Linked DNA regions of Homo sapiens: regions 1, 3, 4, 5, 6 and 7 are each linked to region 2. Evidence: chromatin loops called from intact Hi-C (ENCODE). Cell type or tissue: ascending aorta. All regions are shown on one strand. Region 1 has its middle 6.6 kb from the start of NRP2. Region 2 overlaps LOC124907966 (a long non-coding RNA gene). Region 3 has its middle 290 kb from the start of PARD3B. Region 4 has its middle 88 kb from the start of ICOS. Region 5 overlaps PARD3B (par-3 family cell polarity regulator beta). Region 6 has its middle 140 kb from the start of INO80D-AS1. Region 7 has its middle 18 kb from the start of ICOS.

Region 1 (4,000 bases), 1.5 Mb before region 2:
TGTATTTAATTTTATTCATTTAAATGTAAATTGCCGCATGTGCTTACCAGCTACCATGTTGGACAACTCAGCCTCAGAATCAAAAGACCAGAGCTGAATAATTCCCATAGAAACCCATAGAAATTCACACCCTTATCAATCTCTGTGGTTACCATACTTGTTTGCCAAGAAAGGAACCCCAGTATCAGCAGAAGTTCTGATTACCAAGGCAGCATTTGAAAATGCTCACTGTCTGTTTGGTTAAGGAAGAGAAGAGCTAGCTTATATTCATATTATTGTCTATCATCCCATGTTCTTTCTACGCTCTCTTGGATGACTTTCCCAGAGCACTCACCAGGAGTCAGGGTCTTTATGATGCTCTCCCAGCTTCGGGCCTCAACTCCACTCGTCAGTGGAGACCACCGCGGAGAAGCAGGTGGGGGCAGCAGAAGCCTTGAGGACAGGGCAGCTGGACCTTCAGTCTCTACTTGGGTGTCCTTGAAAATTCTGTTAACCAATTTGGAACCACTTTTCTCACCTACAGAATGATGGGTTGACTTGAATGATTTTTAACCTTATCTGGTTTTGAGTTTTGGCTATGACTCTTTCCTGATCGCATTCTCACTCGTGGATTTAAAACAGGCTTTAGTCTGAATTCTGTAGGCCAACCTAAGCAAGTTGAAATTAATGCTCTTTTATCCTTAAACTGTTAATGCATGGATGGGGCTTCAATGGATATTCCATCATCATAGTATTTGCATTGGGTACTTTTCCCAAACAGCGAGTGCTAATGAGTATGTCAGGCATCTTGGCAGGGCTTTTTGAGGAGATATTTTTCAACAAGGCTTTTTCTAGCCTATCATAAAAAATACAGATTCCACTTGGCAATCACAACCAAAGGCCAAGAATGTATTTGTAACGTCATAGCACTTATAGGTTATGCAATTGGATATTTTAGGGCTACGATATGAAATTTTTAATCATTCAGAAATATTTTGAAGAGAAAATTCCCATTCTCTTACTAAATTCATAGATGAATTTTCTTGGAAACTTGAATCTTCCACCCACTAGTGCACATTACCTTGCCTTCATTCACATGCATATGTACCCTATCAAATCCCCCACAGATTTGTAAGGGATTTTTTTATTGTTGCTATTGCTGTTTTCAAATTTGTAACCTGTGACTTATGGTGCCTTAATTAGACATCTACATGTCAGGTGATTGTTACATTATGATGGCAATAGCTGCTAATTTGAGCGTGAAAGTCTTGATGGAAAGGCAGTAGTCAGGGAGCTGACCTTTTGCTATTGAGGAGACTCCAGGGTGGGTTAATTCACACCCACCATAGTCATTAGTTCCCACTCTCCTCCGTCATATTTACTCCTACATAGTTTACTGAGCTGCCAATCAACCCTTAGTATCTGGATGAGCACACTGATGGGGAGGGGGCTGGCATGGCGCTTGCTTTCCTGCTGCAACCAAGAAATCATTTATAGAGGCAGTCTCTTTTTCAGTCTCCAGACTCAGATACTATTTATTTATTTCAAAATTAAATAAAAAAGAAAATAAGTAGTACACATCTTTTAAAAATTCAAATTACACGAAAAAGTATCCTGTACAAACTTCACACCTGTCCCTTAGTTTTCCAGTTCACTTCTTCCCCATTGATGCAGGTTTTGCATATTCTTCCAGAGATATTGAGACGATATGGCAAAGTTAAAAGCAAAGACACATTTTATGTTTCTCTCTAACTTTCCTTCTCTAGCTCTTTGCCTCCCTCTTTCCTCTAGTCCAAAGCAGTAATGATCTTGAAAACCATTAGGGGGCAGCTGTGACCAGAAAAGGAAACAACAAGCAGAAACGAGGAACTAAAATCCTAGAGGAAGAGAGATGCAAAAGGAAATGAAAGGAATGCTAAGCAGAGAGACCAGCCAAAGAGAAAAATGGAAAAAAGAGGAAGACGAAGAAAGAAAGAAACACAAGCATTATAAAACAAAAGGAAATGGAGAGCGAGGTGATGATATTAAAAAGCTAAAGGCAGCGTGTGTGTTAGGGGAGGGATAGCTTATGAAGGCCAGGGATTATCTGAGGTTTTGTTTTGTTTTGGTTTGATTTGTTTTTTTTTAAAGCAAACCTGTGGAACCCGATTGACTCAATGTTAGCAGAAAGTAGGAAGTTATCTTTTTCAGAACTGGAAGGCATTTATTGTGCTGGACTTTACATTCTTAGGACATGCTTCAAACTGAAGGGTTCTGAGCACCCTCTGTCCATTTGGGCTTGCGACGTGGCGGGCAGGATGGAGAGGAACAGCCCGCTTCCCTTACATCTTCAGAGTGCTTAGAAATGCTTTCAGGCCTCAGCAAGACAGCAAAATTAACCTGAATATAAAGGTGTAATTCTATTTCTCAGGGCAGCAGAGCTAAAAAACGAAGGAAGGGGCTTCTTTTGAAGCCGATGCGATAATCAAAGTGCTTTCAGGTGTACTTCGGGCATACCTCCCCTGGTTTCAGCAGGCTAACTTCATTAAAGCGCCTAGCTACTGCTTTAATGTTTTCTAGGCTTTCCCCCAGGGTACATTAAGCAGAAACAAGCTCTCATGGGAGCTTGTTCCCTGATGTTTTGCATTGTGGATGGAATGCAGGGGCAACATTTATGCTGGAATAATATTAAATGGGAAATCGTTTCTAGAGCACAATAAATATGATCACTTTCAGCTAGTAACCTCTTCTCTCTTTCTAATCCAAACTTTCCCTCCCCACCTTTAAAAAAGTGACAACAATTTTAGGAAACTCTGGTCTAGAGTCACCAGATAAAGCATGGACCATATGCCTCCATTTATTATTTGCTGAATCTGATTCAGAAGGTAGAATACTCCCCAAGCTGCCCCAAACTCTATGCCCAATGCTACTCATCAAAATTCAGTGAAAACTTTTATTTTAGGATCAAAGGCACCAGCTCTTGGTCACATTTGTTAGACTCATATATTTACTGAAGATCCAAGATGGGTAGAGTCTACTTTGGGTATGCTGGGGTTATAAAGAAAAAGCCTGGGGTGCACCTGCCCTAAGGAACCCTTAAGTCCTGGGCCAGATCAAACTGGGGCTTTCTCCAGTGGCCATTAGAGTTTTGATGAATTACGGTAAATTGCAATTTGACCTATTTTGAACAGTGGTCATTTTCCAGAATGTGAGGTTTCTCCTGTAGCTTAAAGTGAGAAGCTGTCTCTAATCCCACCTCTCTCTCTCTCATTCCCTTTTTCTGTGACATGGATTCCCAGAGTTGAGTTTCTAAACTGTTTTAAAATTCATACTGGAAACTTGTCCAAACAAAAATCTCTGACCAGAAGCAATTTGCTTCCCTTTAAAAAGTACCCTAAAGTTAAATTACATATTTACTTGACTTTGTGTTTCTTTGCTAGAATTTGGCAAGGATCTAGGATGTGAAAACATTTCCCATTTGATTTCTCATTTCATTTGATTATAACTTAGAAGGAATAAATGTAATTTTTGACCTTTCAACACACCTGGAAGTATGTGTTCCTCTTGCTGTATTTGACTGACAGTATTCTCATAAATAGTGTGGCTTCTCCAACACTGAGCTCCCTTACTCCTTAGAAAATGGAAGAGTTGGCTAGGCGCCATGGCTCATGCCTGTAATCCCAGCACTTTGGGAGGCTGAGGTGGCAGATCACTTGAGGTCAGGAGTTTGAGACCAGCCTGGTCAAGATGGCGAAACCCCAACTCTACTAAAAATACAAAAATTAGCCAGGCGTGGTGGCAGGTGCCTGTAATCCCAGCTACTGAGGAGGCTGAGACAGGAGAATCACTTGAACCCAGGAGGCGGAGGTTGCAGTAAGCCGAGATCGTGCCACTGTACTCCAGCCTGGGTGACACAGCAAGACTCTATCTCAAAAAAAAAAAAAAAGAAAAAAGAAAATGAAAGAGTTACACTTTAGGGGAGAGGAGTATTCTGGGGCAAGTCAACTTAATAATATTATTAGACTAAAAATATAAGACAACA
Region 2 (4,000 bases):
GTCTATAAACAGATGAATGGATAAAGAAAATATGATACACACATGTGCACACACACAGTGGAATACTATTCAGCCTTATAAAAGAGGGAAATTCTGACATTTATAACAACATAGGTAAACCTGCAGGGTACTGTGCTAGGTGAAATAAGCCAGCACAGAAAGGAAAATATTGCAGGATCTCACTTATATGTGGCATCTAAAAAAGTCAAACGCATAGAAGCAGGGAGGTGGTTGCCAGGGGTTGGGAGGTGGGGAGGAAATGAGGAGTCATTGGTCAAAGGGTACAAAGTTTCAGTTAGGATAAAGAAGTTCTGGAGATCTGTCATACAGCATGGTGTCTATAGTTAATAATAATGTATACTAGGCCGGGCACAGTGGCTCAAGCCTGTAATCCTAGCACTTTGGGAGGTCAGGACAGGCGGATAACTTGAGGTCAGGAGTTCGAGACCAGCCTGGCCAAACTGGTAGAACCTCGTCTTTACTGAAAATACAAAAATTAGCCAGGTGTGACTGTGGGCGCCTATAATCTCAGCTACTAGGGAGGTTGAGGCAGGAGAATCACTTGAACCTGGGAGGCAGAGGTAGCAGTGAGCTGAGATTTTACCACTGCACTCCAGCCTGGGTGACAGAGCAAGACTGTGTCTCAAAAATAAATAAATAAATAAATAAATAAATAAAAAAAATAAAATTTCAGTTTAAAAATAATGTATACTTGAAAATTTCTAATAGATCTTAAATGTTCTTGCCACACACAAAAAATGGTAAGTATGCCAGGTGATGACTATGTTAATTAGTTTGATTGTGGTGATTATTAAACAATGTATACATATACCAAAACATCACCTTTATACTGTAAATATATATGTTTTTATTGTCAAGTATACCTCAATAAAGCTGGAAAAACATTTAATTCAAAAATAAGATAAACATGAAACCCTAAGATGCTTCCTTTTTTGTGTTTTTAGTCCCCAAATGCAATGAAATTCTGAGTTCTTAAAACCACTCTTTAGGGACTATGATAATTTCCTTATCGGTTCCATATGTTTTACTAGTGTGGTCTCAGAGGTTAGGAATCAACATTCCTCTGCCCCCAATTTCCCTTCCTTCCTAAAGTGCAGAGTCAACCAGAGATGAGTACGAGCATCCTGGTTTATAGGTTCCACCGGGTCTTTAGAGACCATCTCCTCACTGACTTTATTCGGGGGCTTTATCTTCCTGCTCGAATGCTTTTGTAGCAGCCCAGTGCCCTGAGAGTTGTTCTGGGAGGCACCAGATATTTATTTAAAAAAAACCATTGTTCTCTTATGGGTGCCACTTGATTACTCACTTGCCAACCCTAATCAACAGATGGAAACAATTTTGAGCACCTCAGTGAATGATTTTTTCTCTCCTTTTATATCAACCTATCATTCTGCTTGGTGTTGAAAGTGTGGAAGGGTGAGACACTCACCTTGTTTACCATCAAAGTGGGTATCAGAATGATATAACAGCAAGAGGCACCTGCGTTTCAATCCTGACTTTTATTTGTAATGTAACCTTGTGTAAGTGATTTAGCCTCTCTGACTCAGTGTCCTCATCTGTAAAATGAAATCAATTGCATCTAAGGCATAGGGTTGCTTAAAAGATTAAAGGAAATCACAGGCAATACCCTTAGCCAAAAGCCTTAGACAAAGTAGGCACTCAAAAAAATGTTATTTCTTTTTCCTTGGGGAGAAGAAAAAATACACATATGAAGCAATTAGTGAACGAGACAGCAGATACACAATGCTAAATTGCTGGTAGAGTCAGTAAGTGCTCAAGGAGCCGGAGGAAGGAGACTTCAAAGTAGGCTGGAATCTACAGGGAAGGGCTGGGGAGAAGGAAAAAAAGGGTCAGCCGCTGGAGGGTGGGTCAGAGGGAACCACTGGGGAGACGGGCCGGGGAGGGGCGGCAAGCTCACTCCTTTTACCTCTGGGTTTGAAACTGACTCCATAAGCCCTTTGGGAACAAAACTGTTTTGCCCCATTTGGACTTCCGGGTGTTTAAAAGTAGTGAGGGATACTAACCAAACAACCATAATAAAGGCGTAAAGTTTTGTTTCTTCTTTTGTTTTTTAACTAGCAAGGCCATAATGAAATTTGAAGCAGAAAGTGAAAATTTGCATCCATCTCTGCTGCAGGAACCCTGTTTTAAAATTTCCTCTTCTCAGATCTGTGTCCCTAGGAGGACGCAGCGCGTGATGAAATACAAAATTCTCCGTTGCTGATAGCAGAAGTGATTAGAAGGGGGGTGGGTGAGGCAGAAATCATCTTTTAGTTTAAACTGTTGTAAATCAGACCCGAAAACTAGGCTATACATTATGCTTTTGTTACTCTGAGAGTTAAATTATAAGGAAATGAACTGTGCATAATAATTCCCCACGTCACTGACTTGCCTCCTTCTCAGCTTAATGTGCTCTCCTATGAAGCAGGTTTAGCGCTTGGAGCCATGGCTGGGCGAAAGGCGCCCTCTAGTGGCTATCTTCTACAAGGCCGCCGGAGGGGCGGGAGAGACCGTGTCCCCACCTGGACAAAGAGAAGCCTCATCCTCACCTGCTTTTGGAGACACTGGGTCAGGAAGGTCAAAGGAAGTGGCTTCCAAGAGAACTGTGTGTCTCCAGTTGACTTTTCCAAGTTGTCAATAAAAATTGTGAATTCTTGTTTCAATATCAGTTATCTGATACCTGTGTCAGTACCTCCTCCAGCCAAGCAGGGAAATAGCAAACAGGAATTCCCGTTTAAATTTCGTGCATTTCACCCAATACTTGGTAAAAGCTGAATAGCATACAGCTGCCAACCCACTCCCGCCCTGGCCTGCCCTCAGTTCTTGTTGAGCTCCATTTTCTGAGAGAGAATGCCCTGGTATTCGAGAAGGCCGCCTAACCAAATTCCTTGCAGAACAGAAAGTTTCAGATAGTTCTGGGGCCCTGCGAAGCCTCTCACTAGAATGTATTATTTTTTTCCTTAGACCAAAGCAATTAAAAAAAAAAAAACTCAGAGTTTCAACTACAGAACTCATAAAGAGGCTTCCCACTGACTGGGTTTAAACAACAACTGAAAAAAAAGGTCTGGTTGAAGCAGGGTTTCTGCTCAGGATTTCTTCTCTCTTCAGGTGACCTAAGAAGGCTGACCAGAAAGAGTTCACCCTCTGTCACTTGCCTGTGCTCATGACTAATGACACCAAGAGTCATCCGTACCCTGAACACTCCCTGCCACATGCTTCCACCCTCTTTCTTAAGTGGATGGTGTGGAGAGGTCACAATAACACACAGCCTGAAATTGCTCTAACTGTAAACCCAGAAAAGCTGAGACTGGTCTCATTTAATTTACAAAGTTTACTTTGCTAAGGTTGAGGATGCGTGCCCTGTGAGCCCGTGACACAGCCTCAGGAAGTCCTGATGACATGTGCCCAAGGTGGTCGGGGAACCGCTTGGTTTTATACATTTTAGGGAGACATGAGACATCAGTCAACATATGTAAGTAGTACATCAGTTCTGTCCAGAAAGGCAGGGACAACTCAAAGCAGAGAGGGGGGCTTCCAGGTCACAGGTAGGTGAGAGACAAATGGTTGCATTCTTTTGAGTTTCTGATAAGCTTTTCCCAAAGACACCATTAGAATATGCAGCTATCTCAGTGACCAGAGGGATGACTTTGAATAGAATGGGAGGCAGGTTTGCCCAGAGCAGTTTCCATCTTGAATTTTCCTTTCAGCTTAGTGATTTGGGGGGTCCGAGATATTTCCTTTCATATAACTAAAGCCTTCTTGGTCCCCTCCTGGGACCCAGAACCAGAGTCCACCTCGTGATTCTGTCGCATTCTAAAACCTCATGTCTTGCTGGAAACACGGCAATGGGAATTCTCAATTTCTGCGTTACGCACAGGATTTCAGGTCCTGGGTTCTTGATTGGGCTGGAGTGAGTATGTGCTACAGCCAGCATTTGAGGAGGCAGAGGAGGGTTGGGGTGCAAACCCCAGCATGCAGA
Region 3 (4,000 bases), 110 kb before region 2:
ACAAATTGGCTCCGTTTGTGTGTCAAAACACATGGCAAACTGCCTTGCTTTGCTGAATTGACTCTTAAAAAGCCAAGCCATGTTCTTTCGGCTTTATACAGCAGCAACGTGAAAGGCTGTGAAGCTGTGACAGTGCCTGAGTGGATGCCCTGTGGAGGAGACTGGGAGGCAGCTGATTCTCCTATTGCTCTTTGTGGGCCCACTAGTTGGCCTTCATAAAAATGACCTTTGTGCCAGCAGCAATCATGTCTTTCACTCCTCCCAAAACTAGAAAGGCACAGAAACAAGAAACCCTTCTAAGCATGCATTTTTAAGCCAAAGCTTCATTTTCAAGAACACCTGAAACCCAAATGATTCTGCTTGCATTCTGTCTCCTTAGCTCCTTTGTCAGGGTCCTGACCTTAACTCTGTTATTATACAGTTTGGAATTTCTGGAGCCCAGGTTTACCCTGAGGGAAAATAAGAAAACAAATAAGCTTTAAAAAAAATTTTTTTGACCTAACCCTACATCCTAAGGTCACCACTGAAATACATCAGATTCAAAATCTACAAGGTCTTAAGGTCAAGCTCACAGGAAAGTCAGGAAAACTAGAAGCTGTGAAGGACATAGATCTGCTGAATATATTAAGCTCGCATATGTGTGTGTGTGTCTGTGTTTTCTAATCCTCTAAGGTAAATTTATACCAATCCATACAGATGTACTCTTTTCTGTTTATTATTCCCAATTGTGTAATGGAGGTTAATGTCATACAAAGGGGAAAAAAAAGTCTGGAGTTTGACAGGCACTCCCCCTATTTTGTTTTAAGGTGAAACAAAGAAAATGAAAGCTTGTTCTTTGGGCCAGGATTTCTTGCTCCCTAATTCTACCCAGACTGGATCGTCTTAAATCTGATTTGGGATTTGAGCATTATTTGGATTAGCTCATTAGTGGGGCACCATTCTGACAAGCCACTAATCTGGGGCACTGGTGCACAGCACCATGACAGTATTATGCTGAAAATGAGAAATCTAACGAGATTAGACAGATCCTAGTGCAAATGGTCTAAAGGTATTTTGCATGGAGATCCATGAGCTGGGGAATGCAGGAGGCAGGCAGATGGAGGCATCAGACTCAGTTGAGCTAGAACACAGCAGCTGCAACACCCAGAGTGATCTTCTGCTGAAAGGCAGCAATGTCACACCTTTTCTAAGCAGGTTCTGTGGAATATCAAGCAATTGTCAAGATTAAAAAGTAATAATAATAATAAATAATTAGGTGGTGGACAGGGGGCAGTGGGAGGAGCTATGAACAGAGAGGGAATTTTATTGTAAGACTCGCATGCAGTTTCGTGTCCCTGTGGTGGGAGCAGGAACAAGTTACAGGGTAAGAACTAATTGGCAGCTGGGACCAGCAACCTGTTATGTTCTAAAGTTACTCGCCCAGTACTGGTTGTAGAGAAAAGCTCCACTGTTGCTTTTTCCTCTGGTACAGTTATTTTCTTTCCTCCCATTAACCTGTGATTTTAGTTGTTTTTAAGCTGAACCAAACATACTGGTTCCCTTCTGCTTAGAATGGGGCTGTTGCTAAGATCAGAAAATGCTGAACTCCAACAACGCGTGATTTATAATGTCCAGATGTGGCTATGGGGCAGCAGACAACACACAGTGGAAGGGGACTTTGTGTCTCCCCCATCCCTTTCCCTCCTCGTTCACTCAAAGAGGAAACAAAAGTTTCCATGGCATTTTCTTGCTTGTAAGTGGAAAATCAAGCCATTAGCAGAGCCCAGGAGTTGGCCCCCTGGGATGTAATTCCTTCTTCATATTGTGCTCGTCTGCCACCTCGTGGTGACTTTTAGGACTCCATGAAAGACCCGCTTGTTAATATAGCTCCCCCACCCCATTTAGTGCCCCTCCTAGAAGAAGCCTAGAAGAAAATTCAGTCTCAATCCATTGTATGGATCATCTTTAAAATGAGCATGTGCAAGACAAAAGCAAATGCATTTCAGTACATGTTCATTACATACAAAATCAAGCACATGGCTTCTTTTGTATTCTTCCTTGCCAGGCAGTGAACGAGCATTTTGACTTAAAAGTCAAGAATTATCATCTAAGTATTTAGAACTGAATTCAAGACAGAATTCTACTTCCTTATTTTACCTTTTCACATGTGTTTAGGGATTTAGAGGAGAAACTCAGCCAGAAACTAATGGATGATACATTTTAATGGAGTGCCTCTGTTTGTTTTAAGTATCTTAATCAAGTGTGGATGAAGACCTTAAGGGGTATTGGAATAATTCAAGAATGCTGGTCCCAACATAAGAAGGTGAAGCAAAGTCATCACAGACATATTCCTAGTGTCATAGAATCATTAAACTGTCTAAAGCTGAGAAAAGGATTCCAATGAAGAGAGAGTAAAAAAAAAAATTCCCTGAGAAATGTATCTTCCTAAACACATTTTAACCCTCCCTGCCAGAAACAAAAGGCAAGTCCAAAACAGTTGTCAGAGTCCAGAGTCTGAAAAAACAGAGTTCTAAGAATCACTGGGAGATGATTTGGGGCACTATTCTAAATGTTACTCTTATAAACCAAGCATGAATTATCTGTAAGGTTTCAAGTATCCTAAGCCAAAAAGAAAGCTGAAAAAGGTGGACTACCCCACATTTTTGGTGATATAGAGAGGAATGGTTCATGCTTCAAAAGACTATTCTAAACATAATTGCTTACAAGAACTTAGGCAGCAAGGAAAAGAGAGGTTTTTAAGTTTTCCCTTTGGACAAAATCCATTGTAGATTTTTGCTTTTTTGCTTTTTCTTCTTGAGATTCATGAAAACCCTTTGTCATTCAACTGTGGCTGAGCAGTAATCTATTGTTTCACTTAAACACACACCAGAAGAGATGATGTTGATTAATCAAAGTAGAAGAAGTAGATATGCTTTGAAAACAAAAACCCTGTTAGTGCTTCAAAATGAGTGTCCATTGGCCATCAGGAACTCTGTTGCTAGGGAGATGGTTCCCAGGCATAGGTGCTTTTATGGCTGCTGCATTTAACTGGAGGCATAGTCCCCTGACAGCTTGTTTGATGACCTTTGGACTGATGTCATGAATGAAAGGTTTTCAAATATTTAAGTTTTCCTGTGTGTCTTAGCATGAGGGGATTGTGCTGGTGTGACTGCTTTTCAAAGGCAAAACTAGGAAAGGAGAAAAGAAAAAGTGGGGATACAGGAGAACATGATCAGATAGCCATGTTGAAAATGGGTGGTGTCAGGGAGGCATGGACAATAATGTGAGCTCAGAGACAACACACCCTGCTGGTCACTGAAACAAGACTTGAGTTGGGAGCAAGGCTGTCCCACGACTACAGAGAAACCAACATGATGTGACTTGTATTAATCATATTTTATTAAGGAATGACCATGTGCCAGCTTCTTATGTACTTCATCTCATTCATCCCCACTCTCACCCAACCCAACATGAGGCCTTATTGTCAACACTTAACATGCAAGAATACCAAAGCTGAGCATCAGAATAGTGAAGGGCCTTGCCAAATGATAATATATTGATTATTATTATTACTATCATTATTATTTTGGTCTGATCTCAAACTCTTGCCTACCTCCAATTATCTTCCTCCAGGGACTTTCATAGGACTTGAAATTTCTGGGATTTAGTAGCAAGCATTTACCAACTGACACTACCCCCGTGCAATGAAATATTTTTGGATGAAATGTGTATAGGTGTGTATGCACACTCAATATAATTGCAGACACGTCGTACTGTTAGTGGAACTCAGATCCTGATGATGCAAAAATAGTAAAACATTTTGACTGAAAAGTTGAAGACTAAAGAATATTGAGGGTAGGTGCTGAGGAGGAAACTTTCCAAAACTAGAACATTGGACATAGAATCTGGATGAATTTCAGATGGTTGAAGATAGAATCTTTTCTGGTCTGAAGGTTGGAAAGCAACTGTCACCAAAGAGATGATCGAGTTGACTTTTGATAGATGCAAGGAATCAAGTAAG
Region 4 (4,000 bases), 120 kb after region 2:
ATAAATACTTTATTTGGAAATATGGTCTTTGCTGATGAAATCAAGTTAAGATGATGTTATATTGGATTTGGGTCCCAAATCCAAGAGGACTGGCATCTTTATAAGAGGGAGATTTGGACACAGACACACAGAGGGAATCCCATGTGACAACACAAGTGAGACTGGAAAGAGGCAAGCCAAAGAGCACCAGGGATTGCTGGCAACCACCAGAAGCTAGGAAAAGGGAAGGAGAGATCCTCCCCTAGAGCCTTCAGACAGAGATGGCCCTGAGGACACCTTGATTTCAGACTTCTGGCCGCCAGAACTATGAGAGAGTAAATTTCTGTTGTTTTAAGCCACCAAGTTTGTGCTAATTTCTTACAGCGGACCCCAGAAATTAATTCAGGTTATCAAAGGGATTAAGTACAGGTAGAGGAAGCAAAGCCCTGAGAACTTTGCCCCTGGGCACAGGAGGACGGAGGGTCTTAGACCAAGGATCTCCCAACTTTGGAAGCCAGATCCAAAGCTCTCACCCCCAATATGCGTGGATATCAGAATATGTCAGTGTTCGGGGAAGATGATGATAGTAACAATGATGACTACAGTTGTTACTAAGATAAAGAAAAAGAGAAGAGACAGAAGAGGGAAAAAGTGAAAAAAATGAGATGGAGGAAAGCATAATTTTAGAGTAAAATGACAATATCATTATAATTTTATATCTATGACCACAGTCAAGCTGAATGAGGAGTAAAACTCCAAACTCTTGTTCTTCTGGGTAAAATAATATTTATTATGTAAACTGCTTTCCATTTATGCCTAATAATATAATGGCACAATAACAATTATGTGTATCGTTAAATGTTAGATTTAAGTTATTGTAAATTTCATTTGGTCAAAGCAGTAAACACTATGGAAATGACTTTTGTAAACAGTGGCTCCTAACATGTGGTCATTAGCTCACAATCCAAAACAAAACCTGTAGGCAACATTGCTTCATTCCATTCAAATAGGTACAGAAAATATGATGTGGTACTCATGCTATTTATGAATTTCACCACCCAGACAAAGATAAGGATTGGGAGAAATTACGCATTTTATTCCATATGAAAGCAAATGTTAAAAGAACGCAGCCAGTCCACAGCGTTGCTATATCCTTTGTCTATAGCATTCTTCGACCAAAATAAAAGTGCTACATGTTCGACAGAGGAATGTTAAGCTTTCTTTGGCATACCTCTAACATATCTGCTGCCTGGGTTTTAACAAAGACTGTTTGTCATTAATGTGTGCTCGCTGGTTTGTATACCAGTCTCACACACACAATAAGGTCTCCTTTCATGCTCCCACCAAGACTTAAGAAAAATATCCTGCAAATGTGAATGCACAATCATGTCTAATTGTTGCAGTTCAGCTGAACTTTGCCTCTCTTATTTTGAGACCATGAACATAATCTCACAGTTCTCCTCTCCCAAATATAACAGATTTTTTTGTTTGTTTGTTTAATGATCAGTCTGGGATTAAACAAAATGCAATTTGTTTTTAAAGATATTTGAAACTAAATAGGAAGTCTCATTATTGGTTTATTGGTCTATAACCAGGTTCTTTCCTGTAGAGAGATGTTTTCAACATTCAATGTGAAATCCACACATAGCAGCACCCTTTCTAGGGATGGGGTGTTGGTGCCCTCTTGAGGAAGAAAGAACAAGGCAAAGGAAAAAGTTGAAGAAAGCAGTTGGAAACTGGGAGAATATTTAGGTAGCCCTGTGCTTAAAAAAACTCTAGTCTCTCTCAAAGGGCAATTCAGTCTGCCTGGGATATGGCCAACAAACTTTCTGCATTTTGTTCCAGCACAAAACTCACACGTTATGATATTTATAAGTATAGCCTGTTTTACTACCACTTTTTATTTACAGTGTGTTTTCCAAGGAAATGCCATTTTGATGAAGCAGTGCCGCCCTTGCTTTCATGTAGCTCACAGGCAAGAATGACTTTTGATTATTAAATCCACAGTCACCTGACAGAATATTTGCCGTTCGATCCCTGGGAGCGGTACTTGAGGATCACAAATCTCAAAGAGCTCCATCTATTTTACCCTCCTCCCCCACTTCATACTCTGGCCTAATCTAACTATACACAGTCGGTAATTTTACTCTTTACTTAATATTCACTTCTGCCAAGCTCCTAATCATTTGTCTTACAATTCTTTGAACTCAGTCCAATTTTCTGCCTCATTCTGATTCCAGGAATGTGGGCTTAGACTATCTTTTTTTAATATATATAGGACAAGTGATACCTTTAGTTAGACTCTCCACCCTCAATCCCCAAATTTAAAAACCTTTTTTAAAGTTTCCTTGAAAGAAAATTAATTGACAAATGAACAATCCCAGAAAACTAAAGAGACTTTAGGAGCATTTTACTGGATTAATTCTAATAGAGTATCAGCAGCAAATCTTCTGTGGTTCTAACTTAACACGCAATGGACCCTTAACCCAATTTTGGCCTTAGAGCCACCCGTCTGGTTCTCTCTTAAGTTAGTATTATCTTGGCACTGGTCAGTGTAAAGATGCAAACGTGTTGGCTTCCAAGAGACAGTATAGTATAGTAGTAGATCAGAAAACCATTTTAAAACTATGTCACCTGAGTCCTAATTCCCTCATCTGCCACTTTCTGATTATGTAAATCTCATCAAGCTCTCTGGGCCTCATCCCAGTATCTGTAAAATCGTAATGTTCAAAGTGCCTCTGTGGGCTAAGAGACCCTGGGGCAATCCTAGGGACACAGGCCAGGACTTCTTTTTGGCCATTTGTGACAATAGTTCCTGTTTCTTTGAACATATTGAATTTACAAAGCTGTTGAGGAAAACAGAGCTTAAAATACTCTATTTCAACAAAACAATATATTAAGTTAAAATAAGGGAACTAGAGTAGAGCCTGGGGTGGTCTTTAGCTTTGTTTTGAATTGTCCTGAGACAATTGTCATGTTTTGCATCCTTGCTACTTTGTGACAGCCTCTCTCTCTGTGCCCCAAGTGAGAAGCTGCAGCTTGACTCCATTCATGTCAGTCTTTGTAGGTGTCACAGGGAAGCTGCTCTTTCAAGGTGGGGAAGCTGTGACGACTGTGTTGTGTCCACAGTGCTTCTTTGTGAACAAACATATTTTTGCCAGATCTGCCTAAGAAAGAGTGGGTGTTGGATGGTGAAGAAGGCAGAAACAGATTTTTATCTCCATTCAGAGCTTTGAAACCTTTCATCACTTTAAGAGAGAGATTTCAGCATCAGAAGGCTGAAAAACCAGGTCAGGTAATATTAGATTGTTATATAATGTGACCTGAAGTCAAAAGTAAAGGGAGTTTGCTGGGGGAAAAACAAAATAAAACTTTCTGACTCTGTTATTTGTCTCAAAATTCTGAACCTCCTGCTCACTGTCATACAAAAAGAATTTACTTATCAGCTCAGGACCTGAAAGGAGTCTCTTATTTTTTGACCAAAAATTCCCCCAAAACATCCCTCCTAGAGCGATTGCAAGGATTCAATGAGACAGCGGTTGTAGTGTGCTCAGCCCAGGGCCTGTGAAGTGATTGTAGTCAGTAGATACTCATCACTAACGACTAAGCTTGCCCCTGATACAAGGTACTCAACACGGGGAGGTTTAATGTCTTGTGAGTGAGAGGTTGGCGAGGGGATGGTGGTGGGGGAAACCCAGCAGATGCCTGCAGAGACAAGATGTGTGTCCCTTTAAGTCTGGGCAAGGTCAGACAAGAGGACTAGAATGCTTCCCACAGTTATCACCAATCAAGTCCACCTTCATTGTGGTAGGGCCTGTCTCAACATGGGCTCAGGGGTTCTGCTACTGAGAATTCTTGGAGAAATCTTTGGCATTTTCTACCACATGTTCTATATGCTTGTCTTTATAGCATCTAACTTTTGGCTCTCTTCCTCACAGAGCCAGAAAGAGTGCCGCTTTAAAGGTGAAGAATTGAGCATGTTAGCTGCTGTGTGCCATTGATTATTTTATTGATGCAATTT
Region 5 (4,000 bases), 550 kb before region 2:
AAAAAAGACCACTTAATCGTTTCTATAAAATTTCAGAGCACAGAGGATTTACTTTAGATTGAGATGATTTACAAATGTTGACTGGGATAAAATACAATTTCACCTTGATCTTGAAAAATTCATAAGAACTGAACAGCAGGAATAGATACATTTTTTACACGTATATAGTGCTTTGTAATTTCCATTGTATTTTCCTGCACACTTTTTCAACCTTCCCAATAATACGATGTGAACGATATCATTTATCACTCTCATTTTACCAATGGAAAAACTGGAGTTACAAGTGGTTGAATGGCTTATTCAAAACCTCAAAGCATACGTTCATTCATTGACTGTAATTATTTGAACAGCTAGGAAATGCCAGGCACTGCTGCAGGCACTGGGAATACAGCAGTGAATAAAGCAAAGACCCCCTCCTCATGGAGCTAATATTGAATAATACAAAATACAACATAAACTGAATCTTCGATGGGCAGGAAATAGGGACAAGGATATAGCAGACAACCGGAACATTAAGAAAAAAAGCTTTGGAGCTAGAAAGTCCATGATACATAATAAATCGTACAGTAGTTTCGCCACCACTGCGGTTGAAGTGGGTTTAGAGAAAGTTTGGAGGCATTGTGAGGCCTCTAAATGGCTACAAAGTTTGGACTTGATGCAGTATACACTAAAAGGAACAATATGATTTAAGCAATACTTTTTAAATAATGTAATTTACATTATTAATAGTGTGTTAATTACAATAACAATTGATGACTTACTACAGGCCAGGTGCTCTCCTGAACACTTCGTGTTAACTTACATAATTAGTACTATTTTTAGTTCCACTTATCCATGATGAAACTAAGGCACAAAGAGGTTTAGCAACTTGGACAAAACTAGACAAATAACAGGGCCAAGAAATGAACTGACTTTTTTGTCCAGAATCCAAGATCTTAACCATTCTGCCTACATACGAGGCACAAAAACAGCTGACAGGTAAGGAAGAGACTAAAAACAAGACGACCAATTTCTTGTCAATTACAGTAACCTTGGCCTGAAATATTATGGATATAAATTTGGTAGCTGTGGAAATTCAAAGACAAAAACAAACATATGGGAAAGGATAAAGGAAAGAATAAATTGGCTTTATTAAATAACTAAATTTTTAAAATAACTGCAAGTTCAAGTCTGGGAGACTAGGAGAAGGTGCTCCTAACCAACAAAAACAAGGATGTCAATGGAAGAAGCCAACTTGAAACTAACCAACAAAAACAAGGATGTCAATGGAGGAAGCCAACTTCAAACTGAGTAGTTTTGATCTGCATGAGATGTTATCAGCATCCTAGGGAGGAAATGCAGAAATGGACTCAGGAACTAAATCAGCTACAGACATCGTGTTCTATAACCTCTTCCTGGGTAGGATATTTCCTCTTTTGAAAGATGATGAGTTTAATCCACATGACTGTTGAGGTCTTGTTTGGATCCATGATTCTACAATTTTGTAATTCTATAAGCGGAGAGTAATCTTGAAAATTCTGAGCTAAAATTTCATGACCAAGGTAATTCATTTGTTCTTCAGGAGCTTCTGCATTTATTTCTGAAACCTTCTCCAAACTTCTTCTATGTGCTTTTGTGCTTTTATAACATCAACTCCCATGAACCAAAGTAAGACTTTTTGAAGGAAAAACAAAAACACATCATATCCTGATTTGTTTTTCTTTTAATTGTGGCTTTAAAATAGGTACTTTAGCTTGCGATGGAAATCTTACTGATAAAATGAGGGCTAAGAAATGAAATAAATCAGGACCTTTAAAAAAAAAAAAGCTGTTTAACTTAATTTAGCATTCTCCTTCTCCAGAAAACACAATATACTTCATAGATTGTCCAACTACAGACTGAATAAGTTACACACTTCATCACCACCAGCCATTAATCTTTCAGCCAGCAAACAGGTAGGCGGGAAGAAGTCTAAATTTAAAAATAAATTTAAAAGAGGAGTTTTTATAAATGCAAGGAATTTCCTTTAGCCCTTACTAGAAGATGCACAAAAGCACAGGGAAATATATGCAAACTCTGGCTTTATTCTCCATGCCTGAGTCTGTGAGTTGTAACAAAAAACATAGCAAAAATTATTTTCAAATAAAGTAGAACAAAATACTTCATCCTGTTCAGGAAGTAGCTCCTGTGAGCTGGTTTCTAGGTAACTGTGGACCCACTAGAGGGCAACAGAGTGTTCAGAAAGCAATTTGGCTTAAGAATAAAGAGCCTGGCTTTAGGTCACTAGTTCATGCAGCATTGCGCAAACCAGTCTCCATTTTAAAATCATGTTACATCTCCAAATGCTCCTTATGTTACCAAATAATATGTTCTGATAAAAGGATTCTCATTTCCAGTTTAATCATACTGGCATTTTCATTTCGCAAATAATAACAATATATTAATCCAAATGTTCTGTCATATTCAATATCTTCTTATAAAACTATTTTACCAATTTAATAACTTCATTCATATCAGTTTTGTTTAAAAAGCAGTTAAAATATACAGTAAAATAGTTTATTTGATGTTTAAATACCTAAAAACATCTAATGGTAACATCAAAACACCTACATTAAAAATACTGTAATAGCACTACCATAGTATCATTAATATAACAGCATTTGAGTTCTCAGTATATGCTATACTATACTTAAAATTTTATATAGTTTACCTACCTAGTTTTCCTACACCAACCCTGTAAGAACATTATATTCATTTTACAAATGGGGAAACCAAGACCAGAGAGATGAAGAAGCTTGCCCAAGGACTGATAACTAATAGGAGATAAAACTGAACTGAAATTATAACATTTGAATACCAGATATCACATGTGATCCAGTGGGCAATTCACTTGGAAGCCCTGAAAACCACTGGCATCTCTCCAAACTAGCCCCCTAGGATAGGCAAAATTTAGTCAAGAACAGAGGCATCTTTCCATGTTACTTTACTACATAATACAGTATTACTTTTGTACAGTTAATGAAACCATGGCAGTAATTGACTTTATATAATAGATGTGATAGACTGCCATGTTTTCATGTTATATTGCAGTTGTCTTCTTCAACCCAGCCAAAAATTAATAATGGCAATTACCAAAGAAAATAATCATTTTAAAAAGCTTAATACTCAGAAGCTCTCATGCTCACTTAAAAGGAAGGAAGCATTAAGCTTTGCAGTGGTTTACTAAGCATCAGTCTTCAGACTTCTTAGGGCCTTTACATACTGCAGCGAGAAACTGATAAGTGAACAAGGCTGTTTGTCTGTGACTTTGAAATAATTTCTACACTATAGACGATAACAGCATAATTAGATATTTAAAGATCAAGTCTCAAAGAGTGAAGGCTCACCCAATAAACTGAGGATCATTTGTGATGGACTTTGGGAGGAAGGCAAAGAACAAGGAACCCATCTGAAGTACAAAGCATTTATCTCATCCTGCAGGATCTCAATGCCCAGTCAATATGAAATTTGAGAAGACTAACATCACTTTAAAAGTTAAAATGGGAAAAGAGGCAGTGTATGTATTAGTGTCCTATTGCTGCTGTAGCAAGTCACCACAAATGCAATGGCTTAAAACATCACAAATTTATTATCTGACAGTTAAGAAATCTGAAACAAGTCTCACTGGGCTAAAATCAAGGTATCAGCAGGACTGTGTTCTCTCTGGAGGCTTTAGGGGAGAATCCATTCCCTTACTGATTCCAATGTCAGAGGCCAGCTACATTCTTCGCTGGTGGCACCTTCTCCATCTTCACAGCTGGCATTGGCTGGGTGTGTCTTTCTCACATTTATCTCTCTAATACTCTCCTGCCTTCTTCTTTCATTTATAAGGATGCTTGTGACTACATTGGGTCCATCCAAATAATCCAGAATAATCTCTCCATTTTAAGATCCTTAAGCACATCTGCAAAGACGCTGTGTCATGTAACATTCATATTCACAGGTTGTAGAGATTAGGGAGTAGACATTTTTGAGGCGCCAT
Region 6 (4,000 bases), 1.8 Mb before region 2:
CAACAACCTATTCAGAGGTCAAAGGAATTTGGGAAGCTAAGTTAAGCAAAGTTAAACAACTTACTTTTTTTTTTTTTTGAGATGAGGTCTCACTCTGTTGCCCCGGCTAGAGTGTGGTGGCACAATCTTGGATCACTGCAATGTCTGCCTCCTGGATTCAAGCAATCCTCCCACCTCAGCCTCCTGAGTAGCTGGGACTAGAGGCACATGCCACCTCGCCTGGCTAATTTTTGTATTTTTAGTAGAGATGGGGTTTCACCATATTGCCCAGGCTAGTCTCAAACTCTGGGGCTCAAGTGATCCACCTGCCTCAGACTCCCAAAGTGCTGGGATTACAGGTGTGAGCCACCGCACCCAGCCAACAACTCTTTCTTTCCTTTTCCCTCCCTCCCTTCCTTCCTTTGTTTTTATTTCATAATTGTAAACTGAACTCTGCAATCCAGCTAGGCATGGAAGGGAATAAGGAAAACATAGACCCAAAGGGAACTGCAGCGAGAACACAAAGATTCTAGGATACTGCAAGTAAATGGGGTGGAGGGTGCTCTCCTGAGCTACAGAAGGAATGGTCTGGTAGTTTAGATAAAACAGAAGTCATACTTAGAGTTGTCCACAGTCAGCAGTGGTGATCTTCTTGCTGGTCCCGCCGTTCCTGGACCCAAAGCGCTCCATGGCCTCCACAATATCCATGTCTTCTTTCACCTTGCCAAAGACCACATGCTTGCCATCCAACCACTCATTCTTTTTTTTTTTTTTTTTTTTTTTTGAGAAAGAGCCTATCTCTGTCACCAGGCTGGAGTGCAGTGGTGTGATCTCACTTCACTGCAACCTCTGCCTCCCGGGCTCCCTCGCTGGGCTTCCCCTGCAGAGTCACGACTGCTCCCTGGGCCAGGCTTCCCTGGGGGCCCTCCGAGCTCAGCCAGCCAGGCTCTCAGGCCCGACACCTGCCTCGGCCAGGCCCCAACCCCAGGGGCAGGCGGCCCCTCCTGGCTTCTCCTGTAGGGTACCTTCTTATCCCCCATCCCCCCAGGAAATGGCGCTCCCTCAGCCATGTGGCACTTCTGGGCTCCTGACCTAGGCCATGGGGAGGTCTGGGGATTCTCCTGCCTCAGCCTCCCGAGTAGCTGGGACTACAGGCATGCGTCACCATGCCCGGCTAATTTTTCGTATTTTTAGTAGAGACGGGGTTTCGCCATGTTGGCCAGGCTGGTCTTGAACTCGTGATCTCAGGATCCTCCCGCCTTGGGCTCCCAAAGTGCTGGGATTATAGGCGTGAGCCACCGTGCCGGGCCACATACAACCATTCAGTCTTGGCAGTGTAGATGATAAATGGAACCATTTTTGTTGGGTCCAGCATTTGCCATGGACAGGATGCCAGGAACTCTATGCCTCAGGATGAAGTTTTCCTCATCAAATTTCTCCCCATAGATGGACTTGCCACCAGTGCCATTATGGCTTGTGAAGTTACCACCCTGACACATAAACCCTGGAATAATTCAGTGAGAAAAGGAACCCTTACAACCAAATCCTTTCTCTCCAGTGCTCAGGAGTGAAAGTTTTCTGCCGTCTTTGGAATCTTGTCTGCAAACAGCTCGAAGGGGATGTGGCCCAAGGGCTTGCCGTTGACAATGATGTTGAAACACACGATGGGGTTGATCATGGCTGGTAGTATGGGGCTCCTGGTGGCGGCAGCAGTGTCTGCAAAGCACAACTTTTTTTTACTCAGACTTTTTGGAGGCCTTTTTTTTTTGAGATAGGGTCTTGCTTAGTTGCTCAGGCTGGAGTGCAAGGGCAGCGTGACCATGGCTCATTGCAGCTTCAACCTCCTAGGCACAAGTGATTCTCCCACCTCAGCCTCTTGAGTCGCTGGGACTACAAGCATGTGCCAGCTAATTTTTGTATTTTTTGTAGAGACGGGCGTCTGTCTGTGTTACCCAGGCTGGTCTCAAACTCCTGGACTCAAGTGATCCACCTGCTTTGGACTCCCAAAGTGCTGGGATTACAGGTGTGCATGGCCTTCTGAGGCTTCAGTGTGCTAGGAAAGCAGGGTTTGAGTTTCCAAGCTCACGTGACTGCTTTTGCGGGGTGTCTCATTTAGACTACAAGTGGCTCTCAGAGTGTCCCGGTCACACTTCCCTTTCCCATCTTGTAATTATATCACCAACAGAGATCTGCATAGCATGGATAGATGGTCAGTGCTTTCATAGGATCAAAAGAGTCTGCATACTTAGTAACTGATGTTTTCATGTACCCCTGTTTAGTAAACAGATGGGCTCATTTAGGCAAGCAATTTAAGAGCTTTTCATTCATGCCTGGAGGGCCAAAGAAAGGAGGTTCTTCAACATTGGATTTGTTTTTTTCAGCATTCTAACATCCACTGCTTATTGGTAGCCGACTTGAGAAAGTTTCGCTATTGATGACTACAGTTTAGGAAACATCTATTTTCAATCTTTTGCGCCTTCAGGGCCATTTCACTTTTGGCCACCAGATGGCAGAGCACGGTCGTGCTTCGTGCTTGGGTTTTCTCTGTGGTGGGTTTATGTTGCGCGCTGACACAGGAGTAGCCGAAGCCTTGAGCCTCTGAGCAACAGCTGTGTTCTTGGAACACGTAGGACATTGGATTCTATCTTGTTTTAATGATTCCTGGACTTATTTCTTACTATGTCAGTTCTTAGGACAGTATAACTGAGCCAGAAACAGGACTTTTATAAAAAGTGCTTCATTTTTCCTGAATGAGTTGTCGGCTCCTGCTACTGACTTGCTGACATTTGCTGTTTGGAGGTCAGTTTTCTGATTGCATAACAAGTAAATTTTTTTTTTTTTTTAGTTGGAAAGAGTAAGTGAAGAAATTTGTCAGATTTTATGTTTGGGTACAGGGTCTCATTCTGTTGCCCAGGCAGTGGCGTGATCATAGCTCATTGTAATCTCAACCTCCTGTTCTCAAACATGATCCTCCCAAGTAGCTGGGACTGCAGACGTGCACCACCACTGCTGGCTAATTTTTGAAAAATTAAAACTCCTTCCATTCAGATTGCTCGCTTTGACACTGTGCAAAGCCCTAAAGGGCCTGACAACACCTCTATGTTTTAAATTCGGATCTCAAGAACAAGGATGTGATTAAAGATCTGTATGGATGCGGGATGATTTCTGCTTTTCTAGTCCAAGGCAAGATCCTCTTTTGCGAAGGAGGTGAGGATGAAGATACAAGTAAGATTCAGGAGAGATAGGGCCCCGAGGGAAGGAAGAGGGGCCAGGACAGCAAACAGTAATCTCCCCTGGGTGGTTTGGCTGGGGAACTTCTTATTATGGACCTACGAGGAGGCACGCAGTTCTGAAGAGGCCTGACCCCCACCCCCCCAAGCTTTTTTTTGAGGTAGGGTTGCACTCTGTCACCCAGGCTGGAGTGCAGTGGCATGAACATGGCTCAACCCAGCCTCAACCTTCTGGGCTCAGGTGATCCTCCCACCTCAGCCTCCTGAGTAGCTGGGACCACAGACGTGAACCACCACGCCCAGCTAATTTTTCTATTTTTTTGTAGAGATAGGGTTTTGCCATGTTGCCAAGGCTGGTCTGGAACTCCTGGGCTTAAGCAATCCTCCCACTCCAGCCTCCCAAAGTGCTGGGATTACAGGCGTGAGCCACTGTGCCTGGCCTCTAAAACCCTTTGAAATGAAGAAAATTTAAATAGTAGTATGTTTGCAGCTGGTTTGGCAGACATTCTCCTCAAACTGGTTCTTGAGGATTGGAAATGGGAAGACAAATGAAGGAAGAACAGATCTTCATTTCTTCTCACCATCCTTCTATCCCTGTGCCCAGCACTGAGATTTGGGTGAAGACTGTCCTCTTTTTCTCTCTACCCACATGTGGAAATTCTAGCACACTGCGGTTCATTAGGTGCTCTGTGATAGCGGCTGGAAGGTGAGATGAGTGCTTGTTCACCACCTCCTGCCATGTCCTCTCTTAACATCTAAAGAACAGCCCGTGGGGAGGAATCGGCATGTAA
Region 7 (4,000 bases), 230 kb after region 2:
TAAGTGTTTAGTGTCAGATGGACAAAGCCTGAACAGTATGTGCCAGAGTACATACCTATTCCAGCTTTGAAAATTTGTCTGGGAAATACCCTTAGAAACATACTGATAGCCTGAAAGATAATAACAGCAAAACAAATAGAAAATGTAATTGGAACTATTCTACTTATCCTTCTTAGACTGAGGGAAAGAGACTCTGAAATATATTTAAGATAAAGATGTATAAGAAACAATAGCAACTTCTAAATGTGCTATATTTTTCATTGCTCTAGTAGCCTTGTTGCTATTATATAAAAAACTAAAAAATTAATGCTGTGTGTTCCTATGGATGGGGATGGCCTGTGTCTGCATGTTGCATTATTTTATCAAACAAGTGATTTTTTTTTTTTTTTGAGACAAGCTTTCACTCTGTTGACCAAGGTGGAGTAAAGTGGCACAATCTTGGCTCACTGCAACCTCTGCCCCCGGGGCTCAGGCAATCCTCCCACCTCAGTCTTCCAAGTAGCTGGGACTACAAGCATGTGCCACCACATTTGGCTAATTTTTTTTTTTTTTTTTTTTTTTTTGGCAGAGACAGGGTTTGGCCATGTTGCCCAGGCTGGTCTTGAACTCCTGGGCTCAAGCGATTTGCCCACCTCGGCCTCCCACAATACTGGGATTACAGGCATGAGCCACTGCACCTGGCCAACAAGTCGTATTCTTTACAATTTATAGATGGCTTCAATTTCCCCCTAAAAGATGCCAGTTGACAGCCTATAAAGCATTTTATTTTTCTGCTAACAAATGTATTTTCAACAATGCTAATTCTTATCATGCAACACAAAAGCACCTACTGAACCAAGGCTACATAATGATAAACAAGATGTGTATAACCCAACATAAAGCAATACTGACTTTAAGATCACAGAGAATATATTAGTGACAGATTTCCATTGTAAGTGACCAAAACCCAAATGGCTTAAGAAAATGAATTATTGACTCATGAAACTTAAACTCAGGAAAATCTAGCTTCAGGTACAGCTAGATCCAGAAATCTATCTTTCCTTGTATCTCTTTTTTGCTGTTTTTTGTGTTGACTTCATTCTGAAGCAGGTTCTTCCAAGAATCTCTATGCTTCTCTCCTCCCAGCTGTGCAAGCTCAACAGCTTATAAACAGTATAGCATGCCAGGCGCGGTGGCTCATGCGTGTAATCCCAGCACGTTGGGAGGCCAAGGCGGGCGGATCAACTGAGGTCAGGAGTTCAAGACCAACCTGGCCAACATGGCAAAATCCTGTCTCTACTAAAAATGCAAAAATTAGCCCGGCACGGTAACAGGTGCCTGTAATCCCAGCTACTCAGGAGGCTGAGGCAGGGGAATCGCTCGAACCCAGGAGGCGCAGTTTGCAATAAGCCAAGATCGTGCCACTGCACTCCAGCCTGGGTGACAGAGTGAGTCTTAGTCTCAAAAAAAAAAAAAAAAAGTGTAGCATTGGCAAAAGGCCTAGGTGTGATGCTCTGGACAGACACAGGTCACATGCCTGTTTTTGAAATAATTCCAGTAGCAAAAGAGATGCAGAACTCTGTTCAGCTAGGCCTGCCCACGTGCCCATCCCTGGAGACCAGGAGTGAGATCTGCTCTACGCCAACCACATGAACTATGAGACAGGGGAATAGTGGCCCCTAAAGGAAAATCTAGGTGCTATTACCAGAAAAGAAGGAAAGAAATGTTGAGCAGACAAAAACAGCAGAGGTCTGCACAGATGGGAAGATGCTTTCTTTATGCTGACACTGGGGATAAAATAAATGCTCAAAGAAGGCACAGTACAAAAACTTACTCAGGTAGGATATATAGTGAAGCTTTTAGACTAAGTCGTTGCCAGTGATTAACGGAAGCTTTTTCTTAGTCATTTCATCTTTCAAAATAGAGGGGAAACTGGGAGTCTGGAATTAGCACTCATTGTTTGACTGTTCAAAGGCCTGGTATAGTTTGATGCTCAGGTACCTCATATTCAACAAGAAATGAAAACCTTGGAGTGAGAAGGACCCTCTTTCACCCTCCTCTGTGCTGTGGGATGCCAAGGCTTACAGAGCACCACAACTCCCCCAGCCTCTGGCTTCCGCTTGCTCTCAGCTGCTGGAGTTCTGGCTGGAGACGGAAGGGCGGGAGGAAAGTGAGGCTGGAGTGTTTGTTCCCAAGGCGACCTTCCTGCAAAACCACAGCTCCTTTCAGGGAGCCTTCTCGCACAGCTACGGCGACCCTTGCAGCTCTGCCTGGGTTCTGGTAAGCATTCTCTCCCTGACCTTCAGATCTGGAGGTGGGAACAGCTTCCTGCTGTTGCTTGCCCTGGGATGCTTCTGTACCTTCTTTAGCCCTGCTCACACCTTGGCTAATCATCATTGATTTGATTATACTCTTCTCAGTCACTCGAACTTGAGTTTATTGCCTGCTTCCTTGGAGCGGGAGAGTGGCCCAATTGAGTCAAGAACAAATTTTGTAAAGAGATAAATATAGTAAGTGCCTGGCTATCTATTGTTATTTCAGGGATGAGGCAATACAAAGGCCTTTAGCTCACTGGCCTTCTCACCTATTGATCTACTCACTAATACGTGAATTTCCTTTAAGTGGAAACAAAGCCTTTCATTACACTGCATTTACATAGCGTATAAACTTCCCTGACCTCAAATTGCTCCACTATAGAAATGACTGATATCAGATTCTTTCTTGAGGAATAGCACTGACCATAAAGGGAGATAGAACAGTGAAGTTCAGAATCTGATTATGACAAATAAGATGGTGATGACCAGGCACGGTGGCTTATGCCTGTAATCCTAGCATTTTGGGAGGCCGAGGCAGGAGAATCACTTGCGCCCAGGAGTTCGAGACAAGTCTGGGCAACATAGGGAGACTCTGTCTTTACCAAAAATCTAAAAATTAGCTGGGTATGGTGGGGTGCTCCTGTGGTTCTGGCTACTTGGGAGGCTGAAGGGGGAGGATTGCTTGAGCCTGAGAGCCATGCTTGCACCACTGCACCCAGCCTAGGTGAGAAAGCAAGAGCCTGTCTCAAAAAAAAAAAAAAAAGATAGTGACAACATAATGAAGAAAGGACCCAGAAAAAACCTACAAGACTATGCATACCAAAGAAAGACTATGTGTACCAAAGACGGACTTTTTCAACTCCTAATTTTGAAGGCTGACTCTAAAGCTAAGCATCTCTTCTTTACCAACCTAGAACAAATTAGATTACCCACAATATGGGCTGAATCCTGTCCCCCTCAAAATTCCTATGTTGAAATTACAAGTCCCAGTACCTCAGAATGTGACTGTATTTGGAGATAAGGGCTTTAAAGAGATAATGAAGGTAAAATGCGATCATATGGGTGGGATCTAATCTAATATGACAGGTGTCCTTATAAGAAAAAATTAGTACACACACACACACACAGAGAGATCATGTGAACAACACAGAGAGAAGATGACCATGTACAGCCAAGAAGAGAGGCATAGAATAAATCTTTCCCTCCTGACCCTCAGAAAATCCAACCCTGACAGCACCTTGATCTTCCACTTCTAGGCTCCAGCATTATGAGAAGTTTCTGTTGTTTAAGCCACCCAGTCTATAATACTTTGTTGTGGCAGCCTAACAAATTAATACACCCACTCCCAGAGTTCCCAAGGTAAAGACTTACTCAAAGAGAAAGAAAAAGCTGAATTTCTCTGCCAGACCAAAAAAACCAAATCAATCCACTGTGTCAGCATCCTGAAGCTGCAACTTGTGTATATCAACCTAAGGCAAAGTCATGGCCACTTTCTTACCTACCAATCCATCAATAGCTGCCATCAGATGCATCTTTTGGGACAACAAAATAATTAGCACATTTATTTGCCAGCCATTTGGGGGAATTGATGTAGGGCTGAACCACTGACTCTTCTACCAACTAGTGGGACAAAGCTTCATTTATAAGCAAGGACTTGGCATTTTAGAACTCAATGTGTCATCTCTTCCTGCACAATGATACTGTAT

The links. Peaks named below come from ENCODE experiments on the same cell type or tissue, not always from the same donor. Only the 100,000 strongest peaks of a DNase experiment are listed, where the experiment ranks them.
Region 1: it touches region 2 in a loop (5-fold over the local background); 28 of 110 quality-filtered maps call a loop at or near these places.
Region 3: a loop joins it to region 2, with 2.2 times the contacts of the local background. A loop is called at or near these places in 16 of 110 quality-filtered maps.
Region 4: it touches region 2 in a loop (6-fold over the local background); 9 of 110 quality-filtered maps call a loop at or near these places.
Region 5: a loop joins it to region 2, with 5 times the contacts of the local background. A loop is called at or near these places in 22 of 110 quality-filtered maps.
Region 6: a loop joins it to region 2, with 3 times the contacts of the local background. A loop is called at or near these places in 15 of 110 quality-filtered maps.
Region 7: it touches region 2 in a loop (4-fold over the local background); 5 of 110 quality-filtered maps call a loop at or near these places.

The regions. Positions count from the first base shown.
Region 1 is chr2:205,673,914-205,677,913 of GRCh38, reverse strand. No RefSeq gene overlaps it. Among named protein-coding and RNA genes, the nearest start is that of NRP2, 6.6 kb to the left of the region's middle. In ascending aorta, a CTCF peak has its summit at 1,796 (motif pointing right); no DNase peak of the experiment used is centred here; H3K4me3 peaks cover 320 bases.
Region 2 is chr2:204,143,906-204,147,905 of GRCh38, reverse strand. It overlaps LOC124907966 (a long non-coding RNA gene), which reads left to right. Exons shown (of 2, transcript XR_007088054.1): 2 at 2,447-2,684. Among named protein-coding and RNA genes, the nearest start is that of ICOS, 210 kb to the right of the region's middle. In ascending aorta, a CTCF peak has its summit at 2,490 (motif pointing left); a DNase peak (open chromatin) is centred at 2,485; H3K4me3 peaks cover 844 bases; H3K27ac peaks cover 649 bases.
Region 3 is chr2:204,258,104-204,262,103 of GRCh38, reverse strand. No RefSeq gene overlaps it. Among named protein-coding and RNA genes, the nearest start is that of PARD3B, 290 kb to the left of the region's middle. In ascending aorta, a CTCF peak has its summit at 1,820 (motif pointing left); a DNase peak (open chromatin) is centred at 1,803.
Region 4 is chr2:204,022,369-204,026,368 of GRCh38, reverse strand. No RefSeq gene overlaps it. Among named protein-coding and RNA genes, the nearest start is that of ICOS, 88 kb to the right of the region's middle. In ascending aorta, a CTCF peak has its summit at 1,671 (motif pointing left); a DNase peak (open chromatin) is centred at 1,669; H3K27ac peaks cover 3,636 bases.
Region 5 is chr2:204,690,307-204,694,306 of GRCh38, reverse strand. The region is part of intron 2 of PARD3B (par-3 family cell polarity regulator beta); the gene reads right to left. Among named protein-coding and RNA genes, the nearest start is that of PARD3B, 150 kb to the right of the region's middle. In ascending aorta, a CTCF peak has its summit at 2,176 (motif pointing right); a DNase peak (open chromatin) is centred at 2,226.
Region 6 is chr2:205,946,748-205,950,747 of GRCh38, reverse strand. It overlaps the pseudogene PPIAP68. Among named protein-coding and RNA genes, the nearest start is that of INO80D-AS1, 140 kb to the left of the region's middle. RefSeq lists an enhancer at 3,686-4,000. In ascending aorta, a CTCF peak has its summit at 2,474 (motif pointing right); a DNase peak (open chromatin) is centred at 2,517; H3K4me3 peaks cover 601 bases; H3K27ac peaks cover 966 bases.
Region 7 is chr2:203,916,617-203,920,616 of GRCh38, reverse strand. No RefSeq gene overlaps it. Among named protein-coding and RNA genes, the nearest start is that of ICOS, 18 kb to the left of the region's middle. In ascending aorta, a CTCF peak has its summit at 1,683; no DNase peak of the experiment used is centred here; H3K27ac peaks cover 1,294 bases.